Linked DNA regions of Mus musculus: region 1 is linked to region 2. Evidence: chromatin loops called from intact Hi-C (ENCODE). Cell type or tissue: left cerebral cortex. All regions are shown on one strand. Each heading gives the region's core, and the rest is flanking DNA. Links, peaks and the distances in the headings are about the cores only. Region 1 has its middle 26 kb from the start of Gm33630. Region 2 holds the start of Gm33958 (a long non-coding RNA gene).

Region 1 (10,188 bases), core at 2,299-7,298, 320 kb before region 2:
ACCCAGTCCATAGAGAAGAAGGAGTCTGAACTGACTGATAGAAACCTGAACCACTGTATTGTGAAGAAAACCACTTCCTTCAAGACTTCACTGAAGATGGGGCCAGGAAAGAAAGTCTTGAGGCTTCTCTTCTTGACTTGATAATCCCGAGACAGCTTTCTTTGGGGCTGTCTAGAACTATCTTTCTCCTGAGGGGGGTCAATAACAGGGGTGACGTTTTAGGTTGAGTATATTCAGGCTAGTTGGATCTTGGAGCCAGACCAAAGAGACTGGGGGTTGTTTTTCAACATCTCTGTAGCTTTTGTGTCTTTCCTGCTCTGGGTTTAAAATGCACAAAGGGAAGACATGATAGTGAACTTTTTCTTTTAACTTTAATGAATTCTTAAAAATCTTTTAAGTGATATATCATGTAGTGTAGAAAAATGCATTCAGAAAACATATATGGCTCTAGGATCTATCACAAAATGAAGGACCACTCAGGTCAAAGAATAGAATTTCATCAACACCCAAGCAACCCACTTCAGAAGGCACTTCCAATTTATAACCCATTCCCTCTTCCCCGAGGATAACCACTGTCCACTCAAAAACATGAGCTTAATTTTACTTGCATTTGCACGCATACATGAGTCATACCTTAAGCATGATTTTGATCTAATTACTTTAAATTACATCACATTTGGAAACTTCCAGGTGTATTTGCATTTAATGGGAGTTTGTTTAGTTTTGCTGTTATTGTAGAAATAGAAAAGTAGGGGGTCTCCTTTCCCCCATCATAAAGGACCATGGCCAACATTCCTCTAATGAAGAACAATTGGAGAAAGAAAAGGATAACAAATTAATTCGATCACAAGTTACATGGTGTAGGAGACTTCCGACTGAAGATCCTAAGACCCAGAGCGTGAGGATTGGGGAAGATGGTTAAGCCCTTGCTATGTAATCATGAGAATCATAAGGAAAATTCCCAGAAACCCTCATAAATGCAGGGTGGCCATGGAAGCCCACGTATAATTCTGAACTCCAAAGGGCAGAGACGGGAAATCCCTGGAGCAAAGTGCTAGCATGACTAGCCATATTGGCTAGCTATGAGTTGACTGAGAGACTCTGCCTCCACAAATAAGGTGAAAGGATGATAAAAGATGATTCCAGACTTCAACCTTAGGCTTCCGTATGACCATTCCCATATGCAAAAACATGCATACAAACACATGCAACACACACACACACACACACACCTGTATGTAAGTCCCATGTGCTACAATTAACTTTGTACACTCAGTAGATTGTCCCCTTTACTCTGACTTACAGGGATCCAATGTAGAGCACTTTTACAGCTAGTACCTCAGCTGCCATTAAAAACCAAGTCAAAAACCACAGAAGTATTCTCCTGTGTCATCTTCTGGGATGGGGATTGGCAAGCTATAATCTGTGGCCCAAATCCATTTTACCACCCGTGACTTTGATAAGAAAATTGCTTTATAAGACACAACCTTGCTTATGCATTTACCTAATGTCTATGTCAACTGTGAGTCAATCCTATGGTCCAATAAAACCCAAGATGTCTAACACCTGACTCTTCAGAAAACATATGCCACATTCTCTTCTAGAGTATTTATTATCTTTCCTCCACATTTGGAGTCAATATTTATAGAGAAAGAGAGTGCTAAAGTCAAGATATGTTTTCCTATAGAGATATCAAACTGAACCAGTTCCATTATTGAAAACATTGTCCTTTAGCCATGGTACCATAATTTAATAAGTCAAACCAGATATACACATATGCAGGGTAAGTCTGTTTCCAGACTTTCAGTCCTTACAATGGACTAGTCCATAATCATTTCTGTTAGCAATGTGTGCTTGTTTCAGACCTGGGGCCTATGAGTTTCAGGCACACATTCCGCTGCTAAGCAATTCCTCAGTTCCTGATGCGCTTTTATAAGGGCACACGGTGGCCTCTTAGTTTTTTTCTTTAGCTATGTCTCTGTTGGCATGACCCTATTCATTTTGGAATCAGCTTGTCAATGTCGTCAAAACAGCTTAGTCTTGGGTTTATATCTTATTGACTCTTTAGATCAACTCTTTAGATAGGTTTGACTTGTAATGATCCATTCCATTCATGAAACATCCCACTCAAGAAACATCTCATTCATGCAAGTGATACAGTGTTCAATTCTCTTAGATCTTCTTTGATTTCTCTCATCAGCATCTATGTCTTCTGATTTTGGTTATCATGTACATGTGTTGATAAGTTTGTCTTTAGGTCACATGTAGCTTTTATATAAGGGGGAAACCGCACTAATTAGGCACCAAATACTATGCCCTAGTGAAAATATTGTGGACACCTAAAATGATCAGTCCTATTTTAAGAAAAGATCTGGGGTGGGGGTGGGGTGAGAGAAGATGACAGGGCTGATAACAGATTTCATCATGCTTGCACACACATGAGCATGTCCACAGAAGTGTATGTCCTATCGTTTGGAGTGCCTACTGGTGTTGATACCTAAGCCCAAGTGCTTTTAGGATTGTTTATCAGAACTGAAAAAAAAATGGCGTAGGAAGTCAAGATGCCTGGGTTCTTAGTGTCATTCTTCATAAACTAGCTGTGAAACCTGAGTCAAGGCTCTACTGAAGTTTGCTTCATCTCAGCTTCTGCACCATCAAGAATGAGTTATCTCCCATGCCCTTTGATTTACAAGCAGGGAGAAGGGAAAGGTGTTGGTTCCTAGTGTTATTGCCAAAGTCAGGGATGTCCTGAAGATGACTGATGGTTCTGCCTGTCTGGAGATTTCTAAAAAGAAAGATGTCTCCCCATTGTTTTGGGAGTATTTTCAAACCCTTTGATAAAAAGCAAGGCTTTTAAAACACATGTGTGTGAGAAAGGAGATTCGTATGGCAAAGGAATGTACATCATGAATCCAGAGGGAACAGTGGGGAGGACAGGCTGGTGTCTGAAGTAGAGTGGGCTTCCAGGGTGGAGTGGGTGTCAGGTGTGGAGAAGGAGCAGGGCAAACTCAGAGGACACAGAAGGAAAATGAAACCCACAGAATCCTTAACTTCATTTATTTAAAAAATTTCACAGAAATGCTATATTAGGGCTTTGCCTTTGTTGTCTCTGGAGAAAGCATTATGGTCAATGGAAAAAGATGTCTAGTCATTTTTTCCCCTTATTGTCAAGAGCGGTTGCTCTAAGTGGGCAGTAGTAGAGTATAGCCATTTCTGTTGTTCAAACTGCAAGCTCTTGCTTATGTAGCAAAATATTCTGGCTAGGATCTGTCTTCATCACTAATTTCTGTGACTCGATCAGACTCTGTTCCCCAAACATCCAAGCATCTGGGGCAGGCTCAGAGGGTACACGTGGAATTCATATCTGTAACCTCTGAGTTTTAAGCTATGAAGAGGCATGGTCCCCTTCTTCACCCTCTATCTCACATTCTAGTGTAGACTCCAAGGACTTCCAGTCCCTAGGAGAACGGCACAGGCACATGATGCAAGGAGCAGTCTAGTCTGTTTTCCAAAATCCACGGAGCCACTGAAGGTTGGAGGCTGTTACAGTAGCTAGTGCCATCCTAGCCAGTATAATAGAATACTTGAGACTTGGGAAGTTATAAATAACAGAAGATATAATTTCTTATTATTCTAAAACCTGTAAAGTCCAAAGACAGGGTGTCAATATGTTCATGGTCTAGTGAGAATCTGGTCTCTTCTTTCTTCTAAGATATAGCATCCTCAAGAGGAAAGAACTCTGTGCCTTCACTTGGTAAAGTCACAAGGGCCCACGAGAAGAAAAGGACCAGGGGATATGTCACCACTATTGTGTTATAGAAAGACAGGACATGGGAAAGGGAGACAAGCAAGGATTTCCCAAACTTTAAGTCACTGGGGAATGTTCAGAGTTCTTATAAAAATAGGGCACACACACACACACACACACACACACACACACACACGCACACACACACACACACACACACAATGTCTCTACATAATATCAGGGCCCAGTAGTTTTGCACTCTCTCAATTTGCATTCAAATTTCCCTGAATTGGCTCATGGCACACTCGTCAGTGGGATTCAACATTCAACAACAAGTAAGCCTTCCCTCGCTCTTGGCACGTCTCAGTCCTCCCTCTCCCCCACGCAGCCTCGTCCCTGCTGCCTTCTCCTTCCCACAAAGCTCATTTTTGGCAAAATGGTTTTTATAAAGCACACATTTTAACTAATTAAGTGTAATCCCACGATCTCACGTGCCTTCTCCCACATCCCCTGACTCACACACTCCCCCATCTATGGGAATTCTCCCTTGTGCCTCCCAAAAGAATGGAGTGCGCATGCATACACTCACACAGCACACAATCCTGTCTTATACGTAGCAAAGTTATTCACAGAGTGTGACAGTTCTCCTGATTTTCCTTTGGCTTTTTTGTGATGCAAGATGGAAAATGATTTTTCCAACATTGCGTGTCCTCTGAGGAACTAAAATATGCAGTGCTGGGTTTCTTTTGGCAGCAAAGTTGCCTGTGATCCTAAGTCGACACAGATCCTGAACCTACAGAAATAGTCCCTCTTGATCCTTTCTAGCAGGAGTTTCGAGGATTGGCTTCATACCCATTAGAGGCCTGGATAGCAAGAGCATTATAATTCACAGCCTTCGTTTTATTGGTGGGGATATCCATCTACTCATAGGTGTCTTGTCGCCTCTAAAGCTCACGTGGAAATCTGAGCTATGCCCACCATTCACATGGGGCAGCAAGCACATCATCTTCTCAGGTTATTACACCAGCCACTCGGTAGTGGGAGAACCATTCTCTGTCGGTGAAATGAAGGGGACTTGTGAGTGCTCAGAGCAATACCAGCTTCAGTCCTCTAGCGCTGCACCACTGAACACATTTTCAAGACCACCCAGTATCTCCCCTATTCTTTGGAACGGCCCCCCAATGCAGTAGACACTTGAACGAGATCTGAGGTTATCCAGACAAAAGGCATATAGGATGATTTCAAGAGTGTGATTTAGTAAGGGCAGGTAAACAAACACAGGGCTGAATCTATTGTGCTAAGTACACTGTATGACTTTTGCTACCACTGTGCATTCATTTCGGAAGCATTGCCCTAGAAGAAAATAACAGCGGTGGCAGCAGCAGTGGCAGCAGCGACACCAACAGCAGCCAACGACTGAATCACTGAGGGGGAAGGCACCAACAGCTATGCCTCCCAACTAAGGAACATCTTACTCAACCTCCCTCCTACTCACCATCACTGCCTGTAGGTTTGGAACCAGGAAAGACTTTAAAAGCTAAAGATAACAAGCTAATAGGATGTTAAAGCGAAAGCAGCCTCACAGCCCAGCTCCAGAGGTAGTTTGTATGATGACGTTATTCCTGGGCTCCACACTTCGTTGCGTGGCTCCGATCTGTGGCACTTTGCTGGGCTTACAAGTGCTGTTATCCTGAGAACTCAGAAATTGCTTTTGGCAGAGGAATCAAAGCAGGCATATCCAGCCTCTTTTTTTTCTTCTTCTTCTTCTTGCTGTCTCTTTTTTGTTGCCAAAACATACGGTTCTTGGTTTTATGGGAAACTTTCCTTCCAAGGAATAACTCGAGATGGTGTGATAAAAATTAAATGGTAGAGGAAGAGAGGGAGACAGGGAATCATGGAAAGTCAGATCTAGTCCTGTGCCTGCTGCTAGGAATTGTAATCCTCGAACAGGGCATTTATTTGCTTCTAGTCTTTACTTTTTCTACCCCTGAAACAAGAAGAGCAGACTAAACGCTCCCTGAGGTCTTTAACTATTCTGTCACTCTGTACATTGAAAATATTGTTATTTCATTTTAGAAACTACTTGTTGAGACTATAGTTCCATTGTAGCCACTTCAAAGGGCACGGGGGAAGAGGTGACTGGTTCACTTTTCTTCCAAGAGCAGACCAACATAGGAGTGAAGGGTCTAAGCTGCTAGAATTCTGCAGGGCATGTGTGACTACAGAGCCGTAGCACAGATGGGTGCTTTACCCTCCAGATCCACTCTTGACCCTTTTCCTATGAATCAGGACCTGCTACTTCAAATGCACCTCCCACTGGTCTATTTGGTTATTCTGAGCTGAAAGCCCTTGAGCAACAGTAGATGTGCACAAGGCTGTCTGACCTACCTCTTCCTCTCTAAAGTACTGAGTCAATTTCTGGTAAGAAAGATGCCTTCCCTGTAAGAGGAGGGGATATTCTGATCTCTAGAAACAAGTATCTGATGCCCAGATGAATTCTTGCAAATAAGACTAGAGCACTCCTCCTTATCTTTTATAAGTGTTTCCTCTATCTGACTCCTAGTTGTGTATCCACAATTTACTGCCAGAGCTCCAAGGCCTTTTGCTTCTGTGCTGTCATATCCCCACAGTTGACTACCCTTTGCTGAGGTGATATGTACTGCGTCAACCCTATTCAGTGCTTTTGATCTTCATTTCTTCTCTGTGAAGATTCCTGTACCTGTTTCCAGAGAGAGAGAGGGAGGGAGAGGGAGAAGGAGAGAGGGGAAGGAAGGGGAGGGGAGGGAGAAAGAAAGCATCAAATAAAAATCTCTGTGTTTGTGTCATTAATTTATCAGTCTCAGTCCCCATCAGGGAACCCATTATTTCTTTTACTGGGAGAATAATGCAATCAAATCTCAATGAGTATATTGAACACATTCATTCTTTCTTTCTTTTCTTTCTTTCTTTTTTTTTTCCTGTCCTTGGCCTTGTGACAGTTTTGGTGTGTCTTCTGGCCTCAAGTTTCTATGTCTGATCCTGTATCCTTTCATAATTTCAAAATATGGTCCTGTGGATGAACCATCCTCAGATCTGGACTGAGCAGAGGGTGTCTTCTATTTTCTATTGACCTAATCAAGGCATGGGTCTCACCTTTGAGTTGTGTGTCTCTGAAGATGATGAGCAGAACAGTTAGATCAGAAAAACTGCCAGAGGAAATGAGAAGTCTTGAAATAGTTGTATGTAGCCATCTCATGCAGGATCAGATGGGCAAATGCTTTCAGGGAGCGAGCCAGAAGCCCAGAGACATGGAAGATGCAAACATTCAAGGAGACTGGAAGGAGGGCCCGATGAGAAGTGGGGTGGGATGATGAGGCTGGAGGAGAGTCACATAGGAGACCATAAATGATCTATATGCAAATGAATGTGTATTCTATTCTCAAGCCAAAGGAATTCACTGATAAGTACTTAGAAGCCACATCACCAGGAATGGCTTTCCAAACATTATGCTGGTGTTCAGTGTGGAAGAGAGCAGAACTGGAGGCCAGGAGATTGACTGACAAGCTCTTCCCATGACTAAGAGCAGGGCGTAGGTGAAGGAATTTGGTGCAGGTGAAGGAACAGTAAGTGAGGGTTATGGGAACTGAAGAGAACAGGGAATCTGATGAAGACCCAGGACAGATGTCAGCCTAGATCATACCCAGTCATTTGGGTTCGGCAAATCGGTAGTTGGTAAAAATCATTCATTTACCAGAATAAACCATAAAGGAGCAGTCAAATCCAATCACTCTTTCTTAGTCAAGAACCCTCACGAACATCTTCTGATCATTGGCCTTTTGCCGCCATTCAGCAAGCGCGTTGATTTTCTCTGATGGATGAAGGTGGTGTTACCATCTGTGAGGATAATGTCAGCATCATCTTGCTTTTGGAGAAATAGCAAACGGACCCATACTCAGTGCAGGCTCAGAGTAAACCATCAGGAAAGCCTATCACCCACACCAGTGGCCACATCCAATCCAGTCCCTACTGCAGACATATAATTTGTTTGCACACTCACCAAATCCCTTTTGAGTTTATGACTTGTGTGTACTATTGGTTATCTCTTGTGTGGGCAACTGGCAGCCAGCTGTGTGAAAGAAGAGCTGTATCTTTCAAATTTGTTTTCTTTCTTTTCCTCCATTTCTCTTTCCTCCCCACTCCTTATAGTCTTCCCCCCATCCCTGTATGTGAATAACTAGCATTTCTACGAAGAAAAAGTTAAAAAGCTACATTCTGGAGCATGAAAAGCTCGCCTGAATTATCGATTCAAAGCTTTATAACACACCCAGGATAGTAAGGACATTTATAGATTTCATGAGCTGTTTAATATCTATTTGTGGAGCAAGTGCCATGCATAATCATCGTGGACTCATTATGTTTCTTTGGCTGCCCAATGAGTCATAATGAGCTTCTGCAAATGTAAAATAATAGTTAGAACTAGAAGGAACGGAATAACAGCCAGCGTCAGATATAAAATTATTATTACATGCCGTCTGCAAGAGCCATCAGGGCGAGGGAGGGACGGAGGGCCCATCATTGCAGGCACATGTGTGCGTGTCTGTGTGCACATGACGTGTCTGAAGAATTCACTCTAAAGTGAGAGGTAGGGGTCCTCAAAAGTGATGGGCTATGGATTGATTTTCCATTAAGACTCAGGCAAGTGGAGGTGGAGAGTTCAAATTACAGGGAAGAAATAGAACAGTCGATGGAGACCCCTCTGAGAAGATGGAGCCCTAGGCTAAAAAGATGAAAGAGACTATATCCCAGCAGTTAAAATGAAGAGGAAGAGATCATTTCTAAACAGAGCATTAGAAATAGCTTCATTCCTCCCTATTAGCCTCTGCTCCCCCAAAAGAAGCCAGGACAAAAGAATTCTGCGAGAACATCTTAAAGAATACCTTCTATGATTGAAACTATATTTAGAAGAAAAAATATGAATGCAATGTTCTCTTTGGGGTTTTTCAAGTTAGGTCTTTCTTCCTAATTGGCTCCAAGATCATTTGCCCTGTGGATGTGCCATACTCGATTCAAAGAGGAAGACTTGAAATCAGGTAATGGTCTTAGAAGAAAACTTTCTTTCCCTGCCCTTCATTTGAACTCTTTTATGTCCTCTTCTGCCTATGAAGTGAATTTGTATAATTTTATACTGCCTTGCTACTCACTTGGATTTTTCTCTTACCCAATACAGGGCTTAAGCACCCTAATGTAGTTTCTAGTTTCTGCCTTCCCCTAGTTTCTCAAGATGATCATATGCCTTCACCAACTGCCTCCCAGTGACAACCTTCCCATACAGATACAACCTGTCTGAGTCATGCCACTTACTCCCATACCTGCATGCACTGAACAAATGTACTACAGTGACCACTGCTCAGCTATGGCATGACCATGAACTGGTTTGTTCCAGTCCTACCAGTTAGAACTCCCCATGACGACGTGTCAGGGACTCCAACAAAATCTTTACCCCCAAAGGTCTCTTTTCCTCTCTGGTGCTCTCCCCACAACTCGCAGTGATTGAATACATGTGTTCCTGACAGCTGCCCACTTCCCATGGGCCCTGTATAATATATTGCCCTCCTCTCTCTGGGATCTGTGTGTAATATACCACTCCTGTTATTTTATGTGTTTTGTTAGGCTAGTTCTTCTATGTCTCACCTGACTGAAATATCCAAACCTAATGTCTTTCTTGATCAGGGTTTTCCTGAAGAGTATCTATAATGATAGAGATAAATTTGACATAGGATGCTTTCCAGGGTAAATACACGTGTCCTGTGAGCGTGACATATGGGTATAGACACAGGCATTAGGTTGTCTATTCAGATGAAGAAGTATCCCATAATAACACTGCAAGCACCCTATGTTATTTCTTCCACCTCTGTGGCAAGATACCGGATAGAAGCAACTTAAAGGGGAAGAGGTTTAAATTTGGCTCACAGTTTAGAAAGCACAGTCTATAAAGGAGGGAAAGGGATGGCAGCTAGGGTGACTTTTTCTATGGTGGCCAGAGCTCGGTACATAGCGTGACTTTCCCTGTGGTAGCCAGAGCTCAGTGCATAATTCCTTCCCAGAGTCACCAGGATAAGACATAAGAGCCTTGTTCTGGGGCTGGAGTGAGATTGGCAAAGCCCAACACGTGCTTCAGTATGCTTTGGTTGGTTCCCTTCTGGACGCTAGCAGCTAGGGATAAAATATACAAATAGGCAATGGCCTTCTATATTCAAATATAAGTGCTTTGACCCACAACTTGTGACAGCCTGTCAAGAAAAAAATGAGCCCTGCTATCTGCAATAAATAATCTATGACTCTATCTTGCTCTGAGTCAGGCTTTAAGAAGGTCTCTCAATTGTTATCACTAGCATCGATCAAGGGATCTAAACAATCGCTTCAGCAACAGCAAGCACAAAATAGGAAAGAGCTGATTAATA
Region 2 (10,188 bases), core at 3,248-8,247:
GAGATTCATATCCTTCTCTTCTGAAGAAAAAACTAAATCTCCACCACTATACCCAAACACATCTCAACAGTGTCTGCCCCTTTTTACACGGTGTATTGAAGAATCTAAGTTCAGGGCCAGCCAATTGGCTCAGTGGGTTAAAGTGCTCCACAGACCCTGAGAACCTGAGTTCTAGCTCTGGATTACATGTAAATGTGGAAAAAGAGAACTGACTCAGAAAAGTTGCCCTCTGACCTCTGCCTGTACCATGGCGTCTGTCCCTTGACCTCAAATAATAATTTTTTTAAAATTTAAAGAATCATGAAAATTTTAAAGTATCATATTTCTGGAAGTGTTCATAAACTAACTTTTAATGGGCAAAGAAAGCATCATCATGAAGCTCAAAAGACTGGTAGTTCTCCTTGGGACTGCACCATGCTGTGTCCTGCCCATGATATGCTCAGTAGAGGCTGGAGAGGTGGCTCAATGGTTATAAACACCTGTTGCTCTTAAAATGGACCAAAGTTTGGTTCCCAGCACCTAAGTCAGGCAGCTCACAGCAAAGGCATCTGTGTCCTCAGCTTCAGGGGATCCTATGCCACTGATGTTCTCAGGCACCTACACACATGTGCACACACACACACACACAGACACACACATTATTAAAAACAACATAAAACAAATCTTTCAAAGCTTAGTGATATACTCAGCAACCATCCATATTTACTCAACGTAGTTCTCTGGGGTGAAAACTCTCCTACACTCCACCTCTGTATTTCAGGAGAGTCCATTATCTAACTACATCTGTCTCCAATATGCCTCTAAGGGAAGTGACATCAAGTTCTGAGTCTATAGCTGCTATAGGTGGCTGTAAGGTCGCAAGTGGTTTTCTTAGAGTGTGCAGGAGTCATTTTTTACCAAGAAACCTATCACCTTGTAGACCACCAAGAAATACCACTTAGGGCTTCCCTGTGTAAGCCCAGCAAGGGAAGGCGTTGGCCTTGAAAGAGCAAAGACGGAGATGTTTCGTCAGCAGCTGGCAGTTAATTGTGTCCCCAGTCAGGACTGTAAGCTTTGGTTACCTTTGTATTTTCCCAACTTGTAGGTTCCTACCTGGCAAGGAATCATTAGAAGAGTGTCTGATAGAAGAGGAGGGGGGGGGGAGGAGGGAGAAGAGGGGAATGAGCAGGAGGAGGGAGAGGAAGGAGAGGAGGGAGACTGGAGAGAAGGAACTGAAGAAAGGAGCAGGTTGGACTTGAGCTTCTAAGGCTGCCTCCAGTTTCCAGGCAACCAGCTTTCAAAGCCGGCCCCTCCACCCTTCTCTGTAAGACATCCCATCAGTTTAGATCATTCTGTATCACCAACATGGATATCTGCTCCTAGCAGGGACAGCCATCATCACTGTGGAGGAAATCTGCCATCCCCCTCTGTGTCTAAACCCCTCCAACTTCCTTCACGTATCCCAAGAGCCTCTTTAGCCCAGGGACTGCCATCCTGTGAGAGGCTGCCCAGCTTCCCTGGAGCCTGTTCCTTCTGTCCTTTCTTCCTGGACATGCTGCTCTGGAACCTGAGCCAGGCTGAACTCTCCACTTTCTGCTTTGCTCTGGAAGCCAAGGGATAGATGGACTGAAACCACCAAACCTGCGACCTCCGGGTGCCATGTCTTCCATGTCATTTCTCCAACCTTCACCAAGCGGGTTCTGTTTCTGGTTTCTAGTAGACCCTACCTCCCTAACGTTCTTAGACTCCTCTCACTCAGCTTGTCCAGGCCTCAGGATATTGTATTCTCCAGCTCTTCAGCTAACTCTTGATTAACTTTGCCCCTAGCCATCCAGTTCTCAGGGCCCTGGGAGGTGTATTCAGAGGTGTAATTCTCTGCTGTGGTCGGTTGCCTAAACCTTGTGCCCAGAGCCTCTGACTGGTTCAGTCACCACTCTACAGAGCTAAAACGTTGCTTTCCTTAGTGACTTATGAAAGACTCTATACCCAGGTTAGGAATATTCACGACAGGGAATGCCTTGAAAGCCACTCCACTTGCTTGCAGGACGGTTGGCTTTTGTCAACGTAACAGAAACCTAGACATGTCTGCGAAGAGGAAATCTGACCGAGAAAATGATTGACCCATGAGATGGGCCCATGAGGCAAGTCTGTAGAGCATTTTCTTGATTGATGACTCAAGTAGGAGGGCCCAGCTCACTGTTGGTACCAATTCCTGGTCAGGTGGTCCTGGACAGTACAGGAAAGCAGGCAGGACAAGCCACCGTGGGCAAGCCACTAAGCAATACTCCTCCGTGGCATCGGCTTCAGTTCCTGCCCTGACTTTCTTTGATGATGAACAGTGATGTGCAACTGAAAATGAAAATGAAATACGCCCCCCCCCCAAGCTGCTTTTGGTCATGGTGTTTACCACAACGACAGAAACACAGCAGACACAGGATGACACTAGCCCCTGTTTTGCGAAGAAGGATGGGAGAGAAGAGAAGGTATGAGGTTTCACTAAGCAACTTCTATAAATGAGAGCGTGCACAAGGTACCCCATCGCTACATCTTCCTTACTCTTGGGAACACATCTATAAAGGGAAGGACTGAGATAGGTGTCCCGAGCTAGTTTTTCACCAGCAAGAACACACTCGGACAACTGGATTCTTCTGCAGCAAAGCTTTATTGCTTCATTAGGAGGAAGACCCCGAACCCCGGGAAATGGTGCTGCTTATATACACCTGGGAGTGGCGTGTTAGCACCTGACTTGTTGCTTGCCCATCGCCTCATTGCTACGCCCCGGGATGGGCAGTGACTTGGCACGAATTCACTCTTGCACCTGCGCACATTACTTGTTTACCAGGCACAGCAAAAAACGGCGCCATCTTGTAATGGCGATTGCTCACGGCTCTCCACAGATAGGATCACCCACACTTTCCCAGAAGGGGAAACGGAGATACAAAAGAGGTGACTAGGATCGTGGTGACCACGTTGCTGACCCACAGTGAAGGGGACATTATGAACATGGAGCCTGTTAGCTCGTTTCTTAGAGACTTCCCTCCACTTGACCACTCTTCTTACTCAAATTCCTCATCTTTATGCTCTTGTATCAATCAGCCTTTCTGAAGCATCTGAGGAAACACTGGACGGGGTACCTTTTTCTACAGCCATTGGATTTATGAAGAATGAATATCTTTCATATATTATTTTTAAAAAAACAGGAAAACTGGCTGACCAGTGAAAATTAAAAATCCCTTCTATTTGCAGAATTGTAGAAAGTACAATGAGAGTCATCTCGCCAAAGTAAGCTAGAATCTACCCCACACATAGTAGACGTCTGCCTCCTCTCAAGATCTGTTTTGCAGCTGATTCAGACCAAGGAAGGACTCAGTGAGAAATTCAGCTTAGAGACTGTATTAGAGGTTACTTTCTTACAAGTATCTCTTCCCCACACTTTTAATAGTGGAACTCCTGTGCATATAAGACTATGCTTTCCAGTTTTGCCTTCTGGAAATAACCAACGGACTGTGAGCAGAAGGCTCAAGGCCACTTTCAAATCACTGCCCCATGGGGAGGGGGAAGGGGGAAACATGTCCCCTTCTTCACACTCTTTCTTCTTCCTGCTTGCTGCATCTGCAGCGACTGCCTAGGTCCCAGCCCAACCTTCCTGACTTCTGGACTGTGAAACTTCTATTCTCTCTCTAGTCATGTATTCAGGGATTTTTCTGTTTTAATCCCCAGCCTGGGCTTTAACAAATACAGGGGCTCAGAGCTTTCCCTTTAAGAGGGCTGCAGGTACAGTGTACACCTAAACCATGAATTATTTAAGGCTTTTGTTCAATCCGTGTTAACTAAATATCAGTTGACTTAATACGCGGTTAATATTTCTGAACATCTGCTCCATTCAAGGTGCTGTTCCTGGTACTGAGATGTACTACTCGGCCCTCAAACCATGAAGAGCAGACACAAAGGAAAATGACACAACATTATTAACATCTGCACCAGTAGTCTCAATAGCGATCACACAGACAACGTTTGTTCTTAACCATCATCAGTAACAATGCCCTGGTCCAAGACACCTTCCAACTTGGGGCAAAATTTTATTAGACTCAAATCTTTTCTCCCTATCAAGTCACTCACTTCTCAAGTACTTCCAATTTTCCAGTTATGTAATGGTCCTGATGTGCCCATTAACATCATTAGCCCTTTAAGGCTTAGGCTCCTGGACTGGGGAGATGGCTCAGCGGTTAAGAGCACTGACTTCTCTTCCGAAGGTCCTGAGTTCAAATCTCCGCAACCACATGGTGGCTCACAACCATCCATAATAAGATCTAACGCCCTCTTCTGGTGTGTCTTAAGACAGCTACAGTGTACTTACATATAACAAACAAATCTTTAAAAAATAAAGCATAAAAAGACTTAGGCTCCCTAACAACTCCAACAAATATCCCTGAGTCTGTCTCTGGTCCTAGAATTTATGGAAGAGAGCTAAGCCATGCCATGAAACAAATCATGCGTGCTTACCTTGGCCATGAGTGTTTCATGCTAAATGTCTTCTAGGAGCCAGCGAGAGGTATCTGAAAATCCTTGGCTGTCCTAGGAGTTCCGGGCAGAAAGCTAAATCAGCCAAACAAACTTAGGAAATGAATTGATAAATACAGATTGGTTCTAATTACATGGCTCTTCAGATTAGTCAATTGGTTCGTTGTTTGCTGAAGTGAAGCATAAAATCTGTCTACAGTATTGGCTAACATTAAAGAAAACACACACGAAATGGAATTCTACCTATCACTTTGGATTAATTACACCACCGAGCTGGCTAAATTTCAGGAGGAGGAAAAGCCCAAAGTGTATGTGAATTTGAGAGTGGCCTCCACTTAGCTATGAGGGAACCATACATAAGAGAGAGAAAAGAGTCCTTGTCTTTATGTTTCATTACAGCTTAAGTACTCGGTACTAGTCTAACTTTAAAATTGACTGTTGTTCGTTTGTTTGATGAGGTGGAGTCTCCTGTAGCTCAGACGGGCTTCAAACTCTATATAGTTGAAGCTGGCCTTGAACTGCTGACCCTCCTGCCTCCTCCTCTTAAGTGCTGGGATTACAGGCATGTGCCCCCTGTGGCTGACAAAGGTTAGTAGTATTTTCACGTGTAAAACTGGAACTGGTACAGGGTGTTTCCAAGTCCTTGATCAGAGACAGTGCTTAACACACTACTTATCTGACTAAATAATACCTATTACCTGTTAACTCACACAGTAACTGAAGGCTGATGTTTGTTCCGGAGTGAAAACAAGAACCCAAGGCTGGGGTTGCAGCTCAGTTGACAGAATCCTTCCCTAGCATGCAAGAAGTTCAATCCTTAGTAACATAAACCACGGGTCATAGAGTGCCTCTCTGTAAACCTAGCATCGGGGAGTAGAAGCAGGGGAACCGGAAGTTCAAGATTACTCTTCGCTACTCTGCCTACATGAGACATGGTATCAAAAAAGAAAGATGGAAAAGATAGGAAGAAAAGGAAGGTGAGACAGAGAAAGAGAGAAACCGAGTGTCCTGGAGGGAAGGGCTACCAGTCTATGATACGTAAAGACAATGTTTCCCGTTCAGAAACCTTCTTCTCTTCAGGGCAGATTTCAGGAATCAGCAAAGGTACACCATGACCTGGAGGGCATGTGTGGGAATGCTTTGAAACAAGGGAACCACAAGGATGTCAAGTCAGGAAAGAAAAACAATAATTCATTCACTACACTCCCTGTGAGGACAGTGGAAGGGCACAGCCTTAGGGGTGCATCAGGGTAAGTCTCACTTTAAGACCAGAGTCATTCTCGGGGGTCAAGAAGACCTGTGAGGAAACCTGTGAAGGACAGACAACCAGAGAGCATTGTAGAGCAGGGGTAAATTACATTAAAATTAGCACATGATTTATATATACTTATAATCTGCCAAATAGCTATAGGCTTGGCCAGGATACTTCCATATGTTGTGGTAAATCACTTGGAAGGCCAACTGAGCATTTGTGGCATTTCGGAGATGCCAGCTTTGGCTAGGAGGTTGGCGGCTGCTGGGGGCAGTAACCTACCTTGTGTGAAGAGAGAAATAGAGTCTAACTCCAAGAGAACAGATGGCAAAACTGTGGGAGCCTCCACATCGCCTCCCTTCTCGAGAAATGTGTTAGGATACCTGTGCTGGCAAACAGGCCAGACTGGTCCCGACGCCCACGCCCGCACAGCCAGCCTGGGTTGCCCCTTGGCTTCTCACTAACACAGTGAAGAAGGATGGGGGCATCTGGTTTTTACTAGTTCTCGCTCAGTGTTACAAGGCAGTTTCCTCACACCTCATAGCGGGAGCCCTCCACCCATGGGGAAAGGGCCTTGCAAAAGGAGGAATCCAAAGAGTTTGTACAAGATAGAAAAGAAGGAACCCCTGGCATCTAGGCCGTAGTTGGTTGCATAAGGATTCTGTTTCTCTGAGGCTTCCTCTTGTCTGTGAGCAAACTGAGCGTGGTAGGGTCTTTCCAGAGCCCATCCCCAGAGGACAGGGCAGCACAGAAAACTCGGAACAGAGGAGCATGGCAAATGGTTTGCATCTGAGCCCCTGACCTCCCCTTGGACTCAGCCAGTATCCCCATCACTGCCCAATCATATCCTTAAGTCCTAACCCCGTCAGAGAGAAGCAAGAAAGATGACAGCACTGTGCCTACAACCTGAAAACGAACCAGAGCCAAGCTGAGACAGGACCCACCCTGGTGACCAGATGGCTCCTCTTTAGTCTGCACTTCCCGGGGGGGGGGGGGGGTAGGGGGGGGGGCCTCTGGAAGCTCAGGAGTACCCGCAGGGAAATACCTCGTGGCTGGCAAGTCACCAACCACACCCTGGCCATCTGACTGTATGACAAGGCTGTAAGGGTGTGTGTCCTTATTTCTCTGGACATCCAAAAAGCTCAGCTGGTCATTTCCCTTAGCTTCATTCCCTCCTTTGACCATCAGGACAGTGAGACATCTGAAAACCTGTGGTCAGCGCCAGACCAGAAACAGAAGAGAAAGAAGCCACCTTCTTTCCCCAGCATGCCGCCCCAGGGAGCCAGGCCTTTACTTTCACATATGCTGGAGGTGTGGTGTCCAAGAGAAAACCTTTTGAACTGTTTTTTTTTTTTTTTTTGGAATCTCCAAAAAGACCCTGCACATCAAAGGGGACCCAGTCCCTCCCTCGCTGTGCATGGCAGGCATTGTTAAGCATTTTGCATGAATCAACCTCCTTCTGAAAGAGAAAGCAAACCCAAAGCATGTGGCCAGCCCGTGGCCACAGCGGCGGCCCCACGCACATGCAGCACACATGGCCTTGCCTGGTTCAGTAGATTCAAATGCCGCCGCAGCTACAAGAACCTTTCTCACTACTCCCCCAGGCCAGGATACAATGGGGCCAGTTGTTGGAGATATCACATATAGACCTACCTCTTAGGAGTCTGTGCAAACTCTGACTCCAGTCATAAGGGAATCCCTGCTGGGCCACCTAAAAAAAAAAAAAAGTCAGGTTGAGATGCAGTCTGGGGTGAACAGAGAGGCCTGTGTGAGCCATTGGCACTGGGCCCAGAAAGCCACACTCCTGAGCAAGCTTCAGTGTTGCTGGCTTTCTGCAGAGGAGTCCAGACCCTGAAAGGATGAAGGGGTGGGTTCCATCCATAGCTTCAGACTTTTGTCATCTACCTTCATGGATCTGTCTGGTTCCCTACAGGTGGCTAGGGTGATGGGCGGAGCATTCGAGACCCTGCTGAAGGCCACTGATGTCCCCACGGAGCCTAGACATTGAGGAATGTCTGTCTCTCCCTGGCCAATATGGAGGAAGGCATCTCCGGGCCCTTCCTGAAAAAAAAAAAAAAAAAAATGGACCTGAGGTTTTCCTGGAGATAAATGGAACCATTTTAAAGGGAGATGCTTTTTTAAAGAAGCCAACTTCTCTGGTAGCAAAGTTCTAGGTTCAGGAAAAGAAAGAAAAGGGTTCAAACCCTACGAATACAACTCAATCGGTAAGTTTTAATTAGCAGTTCAAAACTGCCCACATTCTGGGTTTCTAATTAATAGGCACAATTTCCGTTGAGTTCTACTTCAGCGAGAGCTATATAAAACCAGTGAGTGGGTGACATCATTCCATTCAAAAAACAAAAAAAAGAACAAGAAGGAAAGAGAGGAATGCCGAATTAGGAACAGAAAACGCAAATGATCCATCTCCCTTCTATACCTGTATAAATACACATTGTTACCCACAGCTCCTCCTGGGGTTTGTCAGTCCGTGATCAATCAACACCTTGAGCCAATTCGATACCTCGACTCCCTGAACCATAGGCCAAACAGTACGGATCCCAGTCAGACCATCCAAACATACTGGGGGATCAAGAAAAGAGGGTATGGGGAGGGGGTGGAGACATAGAGCATTTGCAAAGCCATGAGTTACACCCCACCGACCACACACATAAGCGGGACATTGTGCTGACACACAGAGATAGGCCCTGAAGAATCCCTGTATGGGACATGTGGTTATATATCCCTGTTCCTGAAAATGGGGAGAAGACTTCAAAGGCCTTTAATCAAAAAAAGACCAGGAAAAAAAAAGAGCCACAGCCAGATTTGAGGAGAGAAAGCATTTCTGGAAGCTTTAGAAAGCTTTAGTGGAAAACACAAGAGTAACATGGTAATGGTTAAGAGGCCATATCTCCAAAGCATGCAGGAGGCAGTCTGTTCTTCCTGGAGACTCAGGAACCAAGGATGTAGAGGGTGAACAAGGAAGACCTAGGAGCCGCTGGTTCTGATACCATGAGCCTTGAAGAAGGAGTGTCACATGGATTTGCACAGTCAGATGGAGCCACCCAGTGTGTGCCCTAGTGTCTGCGACCTCAGGCAGATCTGCTGGAAAGGTAAGTTCTACTGCACTGAGGTTTGCACGAATTCCCCCGCCACCCGCCGGAGTCTCATGTGTACATGCATGCACATACTTACATACCCATCCCATGCATGCAATGCCCATCCCCCTCAGCAACATTAGGGTCCAGATCCCCTCTTATCAGAACATTCCCATGATTGACAGAAACCTGATGTCAAATCAGAAGATGTCACAGAAAGCAGCACATGAGTAGAAGGCTAGACACTGATGGGGTAAGGACAAGATAAAGCAGACTCCGGGAACACATCCAGGTTGACGGAAACATGCATGCCTCCTTTCTCATATACACACGCCCCATAGAGCTGTCATTCTCTTGGGGAAACCTCAAGGGACCCCTTAAAGAAGAAGAGGCATTTAAAAAGAAACCTTTTAGAACACACCATGAGAGGCTTAGCACGTGCCCAGTTGGCCAATCTAGACAACCAACCTTCTTCCAATACCCAATTGCGGTCATATCAGATGTTTATCTGTGAATCTGTGGACAACACATCCTGGAAGACCAATAGAGAGATCACCTTGCTCTCTTCTTCCCATCAGATGATTTTCTTAAGGCCCTGGCTCCCCTGAGAAGCCAAACCACCCTTTCTAAGCCATCATCACGTCAGTCTACCCTGGATCCAGTGAAACCATTTCTATGTGGCACGCACTGGAATGTTCAGGTTAAGTTTAAGTCTTCCTGCCTGCCAAAAAACAAACAACAACAACAAAAAAATCAAGGTTCTATGGTTATAGCTTAAACAAAAGAACTTTCATGATCAACCTGGTCTCCCACATGACCTGCCTGTGAATAAATCTATCCTATAGTCTCATTTTATTATTTGTCTAGAGAATGGATTGAATAAACAATGTCCATGAAACAATTCAGAAAATTGTCTGTAAGACCTCAACCTGAAGTAAATGGTTCTAGTCAGGATGGTGAGGAATTCTGGACATTAAAAGAAACAAGCTCCAGTCATCCCCTTGAAGTGGGTACCAGACAAACATATTACCTTGGCAACTAATAAACTCCCTCGAGTTCCAAAACAGCGTGGCTACCAGACCAGCCTAGGGTGGGAAGAAGTAAGGGATTCACAAGCTCCTATCCCTCTAAGAGCCTGTCTTTCAGTTCCAGCCACGAGCTACAGAACGTTTGGTTCAGTGGGAAAAGCATATATGTTGGTGGGTCCCATATATTCCATCATCCAGCCACATCGTAGCGAGTGTAAATGCATAGCATGTTGATAACAGTACATAACCTAACAGCACTCTTCCCAGAATGCCCCACCACCACTACCACCACCCCTCCACCTTCATTGCATGG

The links. Hi-C counts contacts between places; a loop is a spot of excess contacts. Peaks named below come from ENCODE experiments on the same cell type or tissue, not always from the same donor. Only the 100,000 strongest peaks of a DNase experiment are listed, where the experiment ranks them.
Region 1: it touches region 2 in a loop (2.8-fold over the local background); 2 of 42 quality-filtered maps call a loop at or near these places.

Annotation. Positions count from the first base shown.
Region 1 is chr13:44,069,094-44,079,281 of GRCm38, forward strand. No RefSeq gene overlaps it. Among named protein-coding and RNA genes, the nearest start is that of Gm33630, 26 kb to the right of the region's middle. In left cerebral cortex, for the core only: no CTCF peak of the experiment used is centred there; DNase peaks (open chromatin) are centred at 4,266 and 5,255; H3K27ac peaks cover 1,613 bases.
Region 2 is chr13:44,392,699-44,402,886 of GRCm38, forward strand. It overlaps Gm33958 (a long non-coding RNA gene), which reads right to left and starts at 7,463. Exons shown (of 4, transcript XR_873330.1): 1 at 7,406-7,463; 2 at 4,483-4,554. In left cerebral cortex, for the core only: no CTCF peak of the experiment used is centred there; DNase peaks (open chromatin) are centred at 6,068 and 7,540.